2 separate regions of the Homo sapiens genome follow, and region 2 is linked to region 1. A link is an interaction called in ENCODE POLR2A ChIA-PET data of the cell type or tissue named here. Cell type or tissue: Caco-2. All regions are shown on one strand. Each heading gives the region's core, and the rest is flanking DNA. Links, peaks and the distances in the headings are about the cores only.

What was found. Peaks named below come from ENCODE experiments on the same cell type or tissue, not always from the same donor. Only the 100,000 strongest peaks of a DNase experiment are listed, where the experiment ranks them.
Region 2: POLR2A ChIA-PET joins it to region 1 with 6 read pairs; 2 of 35 experiments call an interaction of 5 or more read pairs at or near these places.

Annotation. Positions count from the first base shown.
Region 1 is chr6:167,272,791-167,278,165 of GRCh38, forward strand. It overlaps a transcript of UNC93A not described here. Among named protein-coding and RNA genes, the nearest start is that of UNC93A, 16 kb to the right of the region's middle. In Caco-2, for the core only: no CTCF peak of the experiment used is centred there; a DNase peak (open chromatin) is centred at 181; H3K4me3 peaks cover 579 bases.
Region 2 is chr6:166,676,786-166,682,130 of GRCh38, forward strand. It overlaps a transcript of RPS6KA2 not described here. Among named protein-coding and RNA genes, the nearest start is that of RPS6KA2, 52 kb to the left of the region's middle. In Caco-2, for the core only: no CTCF peak of the experiment used is centred there; a DNase peak (open chromatin) is centred at 1,896.

The sequences.
Region 1 (5,375 bases), core at 156-5,155:
CCAAAGTTCTTATTTACAGAGGAAGCCTTCAGGTAGCAGGCTTCAGAGGGAACAGATCACAGATGTTTCTTATCAGAGGTAAGGTCTGTGTTGATGTTAGTGCTGTAGGATATAATGAGGTCTGTCCGGCCCCCACTTCCCGTCGTGGCCTGAACCAGACTCTCAGGTTAAAATTTAAGAGTGCCCTGGCAGAGGAGGAGGTTCATTCAGATGGTTGGGGGGCCATAGAATTGTATTTTTGGTTTACAGGCTCGCCTGCCTGTGGGCCCCTTTGTGACTGCCCAGGCAAGCCGCTAACGTGAACGTGCTCCTCTTACTGCCGCCTTCTAACCCAGGTGACATCAATCACTTACTCTCTTTCTGCTCTTTGCTCTGGTCCCAGGGAAGCAGGTCCTTTTACTCCTTTCCTTCCCGGGCTTGTGCACGCTGGGTCAGGCCCCATCTCACCATGACTGCTCATCTTTTTGGGCACCAGAGCAATAAGGAAGCAGGACTCAGGCCCCCAACTCCTAACTCCAGGTGAAGCCCACCCTGAGCTCAGGAACAGAGCTGCCTCCATCGGGTGTGGAGAGACAGAGCCTCCTCCCCAGCCATGCCTCCTCATTGGCCCATGGGAGCTGCTGTGACTCTGACCCTGTACCTGGCTCTGTCAACTGGAATAGTCAGTGGGCAGCCAGCACACCTTTGGGTGCCATATGTGGTGAGATCCTATCCTGACTTGACATTTTAAAAAGTTGTCTATAAAAAGAGCCAAACTCTGTAAAATATTGGAGAGATTTATTCTGAGCCAAACGTGAGTGACCATGGCCCGTGACACAGTCCTCAGGAGACCCGGAGAACGTGTGGCCCAGGTGATCAGGGCACAGCTAGGTTTTATACATGCTATAGGGCATAAGGCATCAATCAATACATTTAAGCTGTACATCAGTTCAGACGGGAAAGGTGGCACACCAGGAAGCAGGGGCTTCCAGATCACAGGCAGATTCACAGATTTTCTGATTGGCAGTTGGTTGAAAGAGTTCATCTAAAGACCTGGAACCAATAGAAAGGAAATATCTGGGTTAGGATAAGGGGTTGTGGAGACCAAGGTCCTTACTATGCTGATGCAGCCTCCAGGTAGCAGGCTTAGAGAGAATCGATGGTAAATGTTTATCAGACTTAAAATGTGCCAGAAACTTAGTGGAGTATTTCCTGGATGAGGAAAAAGGCCTGGAAAGGGAACAGGATTTTCTACAGAATATAGACTTTCCCCACAAGAGACAGCTTTGCAGGGACATTTCAAGATATGGCCAAGAAACATATTTAGGGTTAAAATATTTGGATTTTCTTCCTTATCTGTCATGTGAAGTTACGCCAGAGTAAGGTTGGAAAGAGCCGAGTTACACAGGGTTAGTAAGACCCCTCCAATGAGGCTTTGTGGTTTGTAGGGTGACCTCCCCAGGCCCCTTAGGTAGGAATTTGGGCAGGAGAAGAAAAAGGTCAGAGTTTAGTCCTCAAGGCACAGACTTATGTTCTTGACCCTCCTTCCATCTGGTGGTACATTCAGGCTAATGGAAAAATCCTACGTATTCCACGTTCGGTCCGTCCTCCCTCCTCCTGCCTAAAGGGTTCTAGATGTGTGTAGTGATACAGCTGGGATGGTTATTTCTTCAGGAAGCGTCATCCTGTTCTTCTTCTTCCTGTTTATCCTCCTCTTCCTGCCCAAATTTCTGCTTCTCACACTGGAGTCCTTTTGTGTTTCATTCATACATTAACTCAAGGCCTGGATCCAGAAGGCTGATTCCTGTTAGTGCCTGCAGTTGATGTTTTCTCTATGACACTCTTAGCTGACTGGCGGCTGTCTAGATGAGGGTTCAAATCCAGACTCCATCACTCACCTGCTACGTGACATGGGCACCTTCTTTAGTCTTGTTGAGCTTTGTTTCCTCATCCTTAAAAACAATACCAATGACAACAACAAAACTACCATGCAGAGCTTCCATGCCCTGCACAGAGACTAGCGAGTAATGAAGTAATAATACAGAGTCAGCCCCCATTCCCTATGCAGTCGACTTCTGCAAGGTCCAAGCTCACAGTGCAAATTGCTCCTGCAAAGCTACTTTGATTAGGCTCATTCCTTGACCTTCTTCCAGACAAATACGTCTCAGACAGGGAGAAAAAATAAGTCCTTCATACATCAACTGGTGTTACCAGACGTGGCACTGAGTCCCAGAGTGTGGTTCTAAGATGGACTGAGTTCTGCTTTTCCAATGGCAGCAACACCACGTGGAAGTGTTGAGGGGGCCTCCTTCCATAGGAGCTGACCGTGGCATCTGTGTTTTCAGGTGTCTGGGCAGTTGCATGCAGGAGACTTGGGCTGGTGTGTCACTCTTCTCACTTCACACTGAGCTGCCTGGTTGCCTGCGAAACTCTGCAGGGTCTTTGGGTTCCTGTTGGACCAGTTCAGCCTGTCATTCTGCCACGTCCTCCTCTGGCAGGATGGCCGCTGGCCCACACAGCACCAGTCCCAACAGTGAGGCAGGTGGCTTCCTCAGTGGCGTTTGGCAACGTGGCTTTCTATCTGTTGGAATACAGGTCAGTCCTCTTCACACCCTTCCGTTTCCCTAATGATTCCCCAGGTTGTCCTGAGAATGCAAATCAGTTTCCAGGAGCTGGCACTCTCCACATTTGGGCTTTCATGATACCTGGTGGTCAGCTCACCCACCCCCAAGGGCAGTCAGCGGGGGGATCTTCCAGGAACTCTTGGTCATGAGAGTGGTAACTTCCTGATGTGCCTGCACAGACACAGTGCGTGTGTTCATTGGCAGCATCCTCACACCTGTGCAGCATCAGGCAGGCCTGGCTCTGCATGAGGCACATGTCCCAGCAGGCTGGCTGGACCAGCAGGTTCTGCCCAGTCAGACTTCCCCACCACACCAAGCACAGACAGGATGCTGGGTCCACACCCTGCTTTCATCTGTGTCCAGCTCAGATGCAACCTTGTGCTCCTCACGGGTTGTATGCTCGAGTATCCAAGAAGTGAGTCTTTTGATTGGACCTGAGCTAATCTCTCTCAGATTGGTGAAAGTGCAATGAGAATGGATGCTGTGTATTGCTGTTAACTCTGGTTATCCTGCAGTGGCACAGAACACTGGGCTCCTTCCTCCCGCCTAGCTGTGATTTTGTGTCCATCACACATCTCTCCCTACCCCTCCCCTCTCCCTACCATTTCCAGCCTCTAGTATCCTCCATTCTACTTTTTAACTCTATGAGATCATTTTTTTCTTTTCTTTTCTTTTTTTTTTTTTAGCTCACACATATGAGTGAGAACGTGTGGTGTTGAACTTTCTGTTCCTGACTTACATCACTTAATATCTTGTCCCCAGTTCCATTCATGTGGCCACAATGACAGGGTTTTATTCCTTTTTATGGCTGAATAGTATTCCGTTGTGTATATATACTGCATTCTTCATCCATTCATCTGGTGGTGGACACCTCTGTTGGTTCCATATCTTGGCTATTGTGACAGTATTGGGATGAATGTGGGGCAGATGTCTCTTTGATATACTGACTTCCTTCCCTCTGGATGAACACCCAGGAGTGGGTTAGCTGGCTCATATCGTGATTCTATTTGTGGTTTTTTTGAGGAATCTCCATACTATTTTTTATAGTAGCTGTAGCAGTTTACATTCCTACCAATAGTTTTATGAATTTCTAAACCTTGTACAATAGTATTATTCTTCCCACTTTAGGGGCAAGAGATGTGAGACCCCGGCAGTTTAGGTGACCTGCTCGAGGACACACACTGTGCACAGTGGCTGAGCCTACTCCTGCCACATCCAGGAGACTTCAGAGTCCCGGGATCCCAGCTGTGCTGTGCTCCTCCTTCAGCTGTGGGATCCAAGGCATGGTTTATTCCAGGACTCTTCCATGTTTGGGAAATTTTCACAGGACACTACTGCTGTTGTTTGTCCTCCCTTTCTCAAGTCTAAGCAAAAAAAATGTATTTATGGGTAGCATTCTTTAGAATTTAGGAAACCCCGGGAGTCGTGGCCATCCCTGTCATCACACCTGGTTTCTGCTTTGACCTTTGGTACCAATAAACATGAGCAGCTGCCATCCTGTGCCCAGTCCCCGGGGTGTACCTGCAGCCCACGCTGGCTGTCTTTGCTGTTCTGTGCCCAGGTGAGATGCGCTGCAGGCAGCAGGGAGCCACACAGACAACGCCCACCCTCCTGGGACTTGGCAAGCCCAAGGCCATGCACAGGCCACCACAGACTCCCCTGATGTGGGCTCATCAGGGGAGCCAGTGGGCCGGGGGCACGTTACGGCCAGTCAGGTGCATTTGTCTCCAGTAGGATCACCCTCTGTGAAGGTAGCAGCTTGCACCTTGTTGACTGGTCACCAGTGACATGGAGTCTGGCCAAGGAGCCATCTTCACCCTGAGAACTGCGCCTGTGCCCCCAGTGCTCCTGCCTGGCTTCTGCTGTGTGCCTACAAAGCTGGGCTTTGTGCTGGCCCCTCTGCCTTCTGGCCTGTGACCTGCCTTGGCGACCTACCCTTAGCCGGTGGAGCCTTCCAGCTGGCCTCTGACCATGGGGCTCTCCAGGCCCTGAGTCACTGCTGGCCTGACCAATTCAGGTGTCCTGGCTTTTGCTGCAGGGCTTCTGTCCTGGGTCTCCTGATTGTCCAGTTCTGGGCTCCCCCTCCACAAAAGAACGGCCCCTCCTGCAAAAGCTCTGGTCAGGGCAAATCCAAGGGCAGAAGAGGCAGATTGCAGGTCAGGCAGAGAGTGGACGGGCAGCTGCTGGGCCACTGTCTCCACCGTTCTCTGGCTATCTCTGTCTCTCTCTCTCTGACTTTCTCTCTCTCTGTCTCCCTCTGTCTCTCTATCTCTCTGTCTCTTTCTCTTTCTGTCTCTCTCTGTCTCTGTGTCTCTGGCTATCTGTCTCTGTCTCTATAACTCTTTCTGTCTCTCTGGCTATCTCTGTCTCTCTGCCTCTTTGTATCTTTCTGTCTCTCTCTGTCTCTGTGTCTCTGTCTCCCTATCTCTATGTCTCTGTTCTTCTCCCTCTGTCTCTGTCCCTCTCTGTCTCCTTCTGTCTGTCTCTTGGTCCCAGCTGGCAGCTGACTTTCCTGTCCTCCCAGGCCCTGGCAGAGCCACCAGGCGGGCTCCTGTCCTGTGCTGTCCTGGACCCCTCACCCTTGTTGCTGCTCTGGGTCAGAGCGCTTTCTTCTTGAAGCATCCTCTACCCACCCCAGGGACTTGAAAACCGGATTTGAAATGCCAAATAGGTTTAAAATTAGAGCTACAGAATGTCTTCCTCAGAGCCCAGACTTCCCGAGGGGTCCTGTCAGGCACAGACAGGGCTACCACAAAGGAAAAAGGGACACAT
Region 2 (5,345 bases), core at 1-5,000, 600 kb before region 1:
TTCCTTCAATCTACATGTTTGTATGTATCCTACAATACCAAACACAATTTACTACACTTCAAAGAGGCTCATGATTATGAATTGAATTTTTTCTCTTGTCCTTCTTGTTTTGACTGATTAGTTATTGGAGAAACTGGAACTGAGAAAGGATTTCTTTAATGGTCCAGCACATAGGAGTAGTGTGTCGTGATGTTCTCTTGAGAAAGCCTGGGCTTCTCTTCAACGGAGTTTTAGTTAACTTGGAGAAATCTTCTGTTTCCAGTATGCTCAATTCTACCAAATTTAGGTGAATTTATATATAGTTGTTTTGCGTATTTTGAAAATTTATAACCTTCAAGGGCTACCAGGTGTCTTCACAACAGAAAGCTTGAGGTAGTACTAGGATGGAAGGTCAGAGGTTGACACCTTCCAGAAAGACGGAACGGAAGGACATGGGCATCAAGCCAAGGTTAGGTTTTATACCTAAGAGGCAGAACCGCCTGATTCTGAGAAATAGAGATATAAAATAGTAGAAGATACTATACAATACAAATACCTTCTACTGTGTAGTTAAAAATAAGAAACGTGTTCATATCAGTTTTTTTTTTTTTTTTTGAGACAGGGTCTCACTTTGTCACCCAGGCTGAAGTGTAGTGGCATGATGTCGGCTCACTGCAACCTCCTCCTCCAGGCTCAAGCAACCCTCTTGCCTCAGCCTTCCGAGTAGCTGGGACTACAGGCATGCACCACCACTCCCAGCTAATTTTTGTATTTTTAGTAGAGACAAGGCCAGGCTGGTCTCAAATTCCTGGCCTCAAGTGATCTGCCTGCCTGGGCTTCCCAAAGTGCTGGGATTACAGGCATGTATTTACCAACCTGAGTAGGTATTAATGCTATTCCATCTTTATCCTTGAAAAGGGGAAGGAAGATATTTTTGGATTATTCTAAAATTAAAAGTAAATTATATGATGCCTAGGACTTGCCACAAAATAACCTGGAGCTGTGTGGGTAGGTGGAGAAGGAGAGGGAGTGGACACATAAATAAAACAAGACTGGCCTGGTCTGGTAATTTTGGAAATTATCTGAGACAGATCTGTGGGGATTTATTACATTCTTTGCTTCCACATGTGCTTGCATTTTTTATGATAAAACTCATCTTTTTTAAAGCAGGGGTTTAACCTCTCAAGCAAATGAGTGTGACTGTCACTTTTAAAATGCTTCTGATATTAAAATCACTCCCAGAACAGCATAAAATAAGTCATTTTTAAAGCTGGTGTGGGATGTAGCTGTGATCCTGGGAAAATATAAAGCTGGTTTCCGGTATGGATCCACACCTGTGCTGTGTTCATACCAACAGCCCGGCTCAAGAACATATGCCAGCCGTCAAGTTGTGCAACCAGCACCAATTTCTCCTGCCAGCCAGAGCCTCCTTACCTTCCCACCTTATTTCCGGCCACTTCCCAGCACCCATTCTTACTCCAGGTGGGTCTAAATCCTCTCTGCTCCTCACGAGGCTCTTCCACGCTTATCCTGGCTCAGAACATCTCTCATCCCCCTGACTGGGCCTCCACCCTCCACGGGGAACCAAATCATGGGAAAGCTGGATTCCACAAGCCGCCCTGCAAGCCCACTGACCGCAGAAGGTTGCCTTCTACAACAGCTTAGCTCAAAACCTTCTTTTCGCTAAATAAAGTTGTATTTTACTTCCATGCAAAATAAACAAAAACTCAGTTTCCTGCCTTCAATCCTTCTCTCTTTTATTTCACAGAAGGAACTTTGGTTCTCTTAAATAAGGCTTCCACTCTGCATGTCTTTCCCAACAGATAAGATCGTTTACGTCTACTTACAGTTCTCAATGTTTGCTGTTCTGCGTCACCCTCAGAGTTACAGATGACTGTGACTCACGCCTGGAGAAGCAGCAAGGTGGGGTGAGAAAGGCCAGGTGGTGACCTTTGTCCAACCATGGCTGGCAAGCGACAAAGAAAGGGGGCTCAAAACGTGGCCTCTGAAGTCTCGATCCCCCGCATTTCTGCTGCGCCTTGAGCCCCCTGTGCTTCATGGGGCTGGGCTCTCAACCGCAAAGCAGGTATTTTTTGACCACAGATGAATTTCTAAAATTTGGCAAAAGGATTTAAAAACTCTAGAAATAGTGTGTATTTAGATATCTGTTCCCCAGATAAATTTGAGTATGACTTTTTTTGATCATGGTCATTAGTAGATAAAACCGTATTTGTTTACAAGTAATATTAATTCTATAGGATTTAGTTCACGTTACAAAACCTGGTTGACCAATTACCAGCACTAACAGAACTAAATAGTAAGTTTGGAGAAAGAAACTGTGAACAGAAAGGCTATTCAGTAGGAGATGTTGCTTTTTAAGTCACAACAAAAAAATAATAAATATTGTCACCGGGCGTGGTGGCTCATGCCTATAATCCCAGCACTTTGGGAGACTGAGGCGGGTGGATCACCTGAGGTCAGGAGTTCGAGACCAGCCTGGCCAAGATGGCAAAACCCCAACTCTCTTTAAAAAAAAAAAAAATACAAAAATTAGCCAGGCATGGTGGCGGGTGCCTGTAATCACAGCTATTCAGGAGGCTGAGGCAGAAGAATCACTTGAACCTGGGAGGTGGAGGTTTCAGTGAGCTGAGATCACACCACTGCACTCCAGCCTGGGCAACAGAGTGAGACTCCATCTCAATAATAATAATAATAATAAATAAATATTGTCACTTATTTTTGCCAGTGCAAATCTAGAAAACATGAGATGAAGGATAATGTGTAGGACATAGCCAAAAAGAGCTTGAACGTGAAAGTGAGAGGTAACAACGTGCTAGCAGCCCTGGCTCGCTCTCGGCACCTCCTCAACCTGGCGGCGCTCCTCGATCTGGCCGCGCTCGAGGAGCCCTTCAGCCCGCTGCTGTGCTGTGGGGGCCCATCTCTGGGGCTGGCCGAGGCCGGAGCCGGCTCTCTCTGCTGGTGGGGAGGTGTGGAGGGAGCGGCGCGGGCGGGAGCTGGGGTTGCGAGTGGTGCTCACTGGCTGGCGCGGGTTCCAGGTGAGCGCGGCTCGGCAAGCCCCGCACTCAGCGCGGTTGGCCAGCGCCTGCTGGGCTTGATGGGGGACGAGCTCCCTCTGGGCTGCAGGAGTACCTGGACTAGGTGCCGCAAAGTCCCTCGGCAGTGCCAGTGAGAGGTGAAGCCAGCTGGGCTTCTGGGATGGGTGGGGACTTGGAGAATTTTTCTGTCTAGCTAAAGGATTGTAAACCCACCAGTCAGCACTCTGTGTCTAGCTAAAGGTTTGTAAACGCACCAATCAGCACTCTGTGTCTAGCTAACGGTTTGTAAACGTGCCAATCAGCACTTGTTTAGCTAAAGGTATGTAAACGCACCAATCAGCACTCTGTGTCTAGCTAATCTGGTGGGGACTTGGAGAACTTTTGTGTCTAACTAAAGGATTGTAAACACACCAATCAGCACTCTGTGTCTAGCTAAAGGTTCGTAAACACACCAATCAGCACTCTGTCAAAACTGACCAATCAGCTCTCTGTAAAACGGACCAATCAGCTCTGTAAAATGGACCAATCAGCTCTCTGTAAAATGGACCAATCAGCAGGATGTGGGTGGGGCCAGATAAGGGAATAAAAGCAGGCCGCCCCAGCCAGGAGACCTACCTGCTCTGGTCCCCTTCCACGTTGTGGAAGGTTTGTTTTTTTGCTCTTTGTAGTAAATCTTGCTGGTGCCCACTTTTTGGGTCTGTGCCGCTTTTGTGAACTGTAACATCTCCACGAAGGTTTGCAGCTTCACTCCTGAAGCCAGTGACAGCACGAGCCCGCCAGGAGGGACGAACAACTCTGGACGTGCCAACCTTATGAACTGTAACACTCACTGTGAAGGTTTGCAGCTTCATTCCTAAAGTCAGCGAGACCATGAACCCACCAGAAGGAAAAAATTCTGGACATATCTGAACATCTGAAGGAACAAGCTCCAGACATACCATCTTTAAGAACTGTAACACTCATCACTAGGGTCTGTGGCTTCATTCTTGAAGTCAGGGAGACCGAGAACCCACCAATTCTGGACACAAAAGGAGACTTGCTGAGGCCAGAGGCACAGTTCAAACTTCAGTCAGATGCAGAATCGGAAAAGTTTCAGCCTTGCTGCCCCTCTCCTCCCATTTTTGACTCTGGAAAGGCCTGTGAGGGACCTGTTTGGCGTATCGAGTGAGGACTGCTCTTTTTTAACAGCAGCCGCTTGTCTCTCCCATATCTTCTCACCCCTTCTGCTCTGAATCAGGCTTTGTTCCCTAGTGAAGCACAGAAAGCAGGGAAAATTGGAGAAGGTGGAAAGGGCAGAGAGGCAGCGCCAGAGCACAGATCTAGCCACAACGTGTCCACCCCACTGCGTTTAGAAAATGCAAGGAAGGATGTACCAAAACTGCAGGTTACAACACTGTATCTTAGAAATTTTCTGAGCTTAAGAAATAGATGCCATACCCCACGACAAAAAGAAGTGGGTTGCACAATGGACTTGTACCATTTCCTGATACAAATGATGCTTATTTCCCAAGAAAAATACGAGGCATAGCCAATGGCCTAGGATGCAAAATTATAAACCAACTCATTGCTCCACTGGAAACCACGCCCTTCTTCTAGATTCCGTCTTGACATAAGGTCCAAGTTTCTTATCTGCACCCTCCACACGGCATCTCCTACCCCTAATTCCTCTCTGACACCTGCAGCCACGGCTGACCAGTGTGACCAGTGCTGATCGGTGGCCCCAGGAAGGCTGAGCTCTCTCCCTGCAAGTTGCACCAGGATTCTGTGCCCCGAAGGGAAAACTGTTCCTGGTGATTCCCGTGTCCCAGTTCCTTCCTTTTGTGATTCCAGCTCACAGGACCAGGCCTCTCCCTGGATCTCCCCCTGCCCGCCCCCCCCCCCGCCCCCGCCCAAGATCTTGCTCTTGGTGGCCTGTCTCCCAGAGATGAAAAGTCCTGTCTTGACCCTTGTTTGACCCTTGTGGCCCAGGGCTGGGGCCTGACACCTGCAGCAGGTGCCTAGAATGTTAATGCCACCAACTTTTCCTGTCCTCTGCTGGGAATGCCTTGTCCACCAGCAGCTCCTGCCGAGATCCCTTGATCGGCTCCTTCTGTGAGTCTCGACACCACCCACCACCGCACTGTTCTCCCGCAGAGATGACAGACAGCTTAGGTTTAAGTCTTCTGATGCCCAGCAAGAATATACAAAGAAAACTGGCCTAACCAATGTATTAATAGTAAAATCTGGTTCATTCGTAAGTAGAGTTCTGAGGGTTTTGAGATGCTGCTGTTATGTTTAAGCTACAGGCAATTTACCCAAGGAATGTGATGT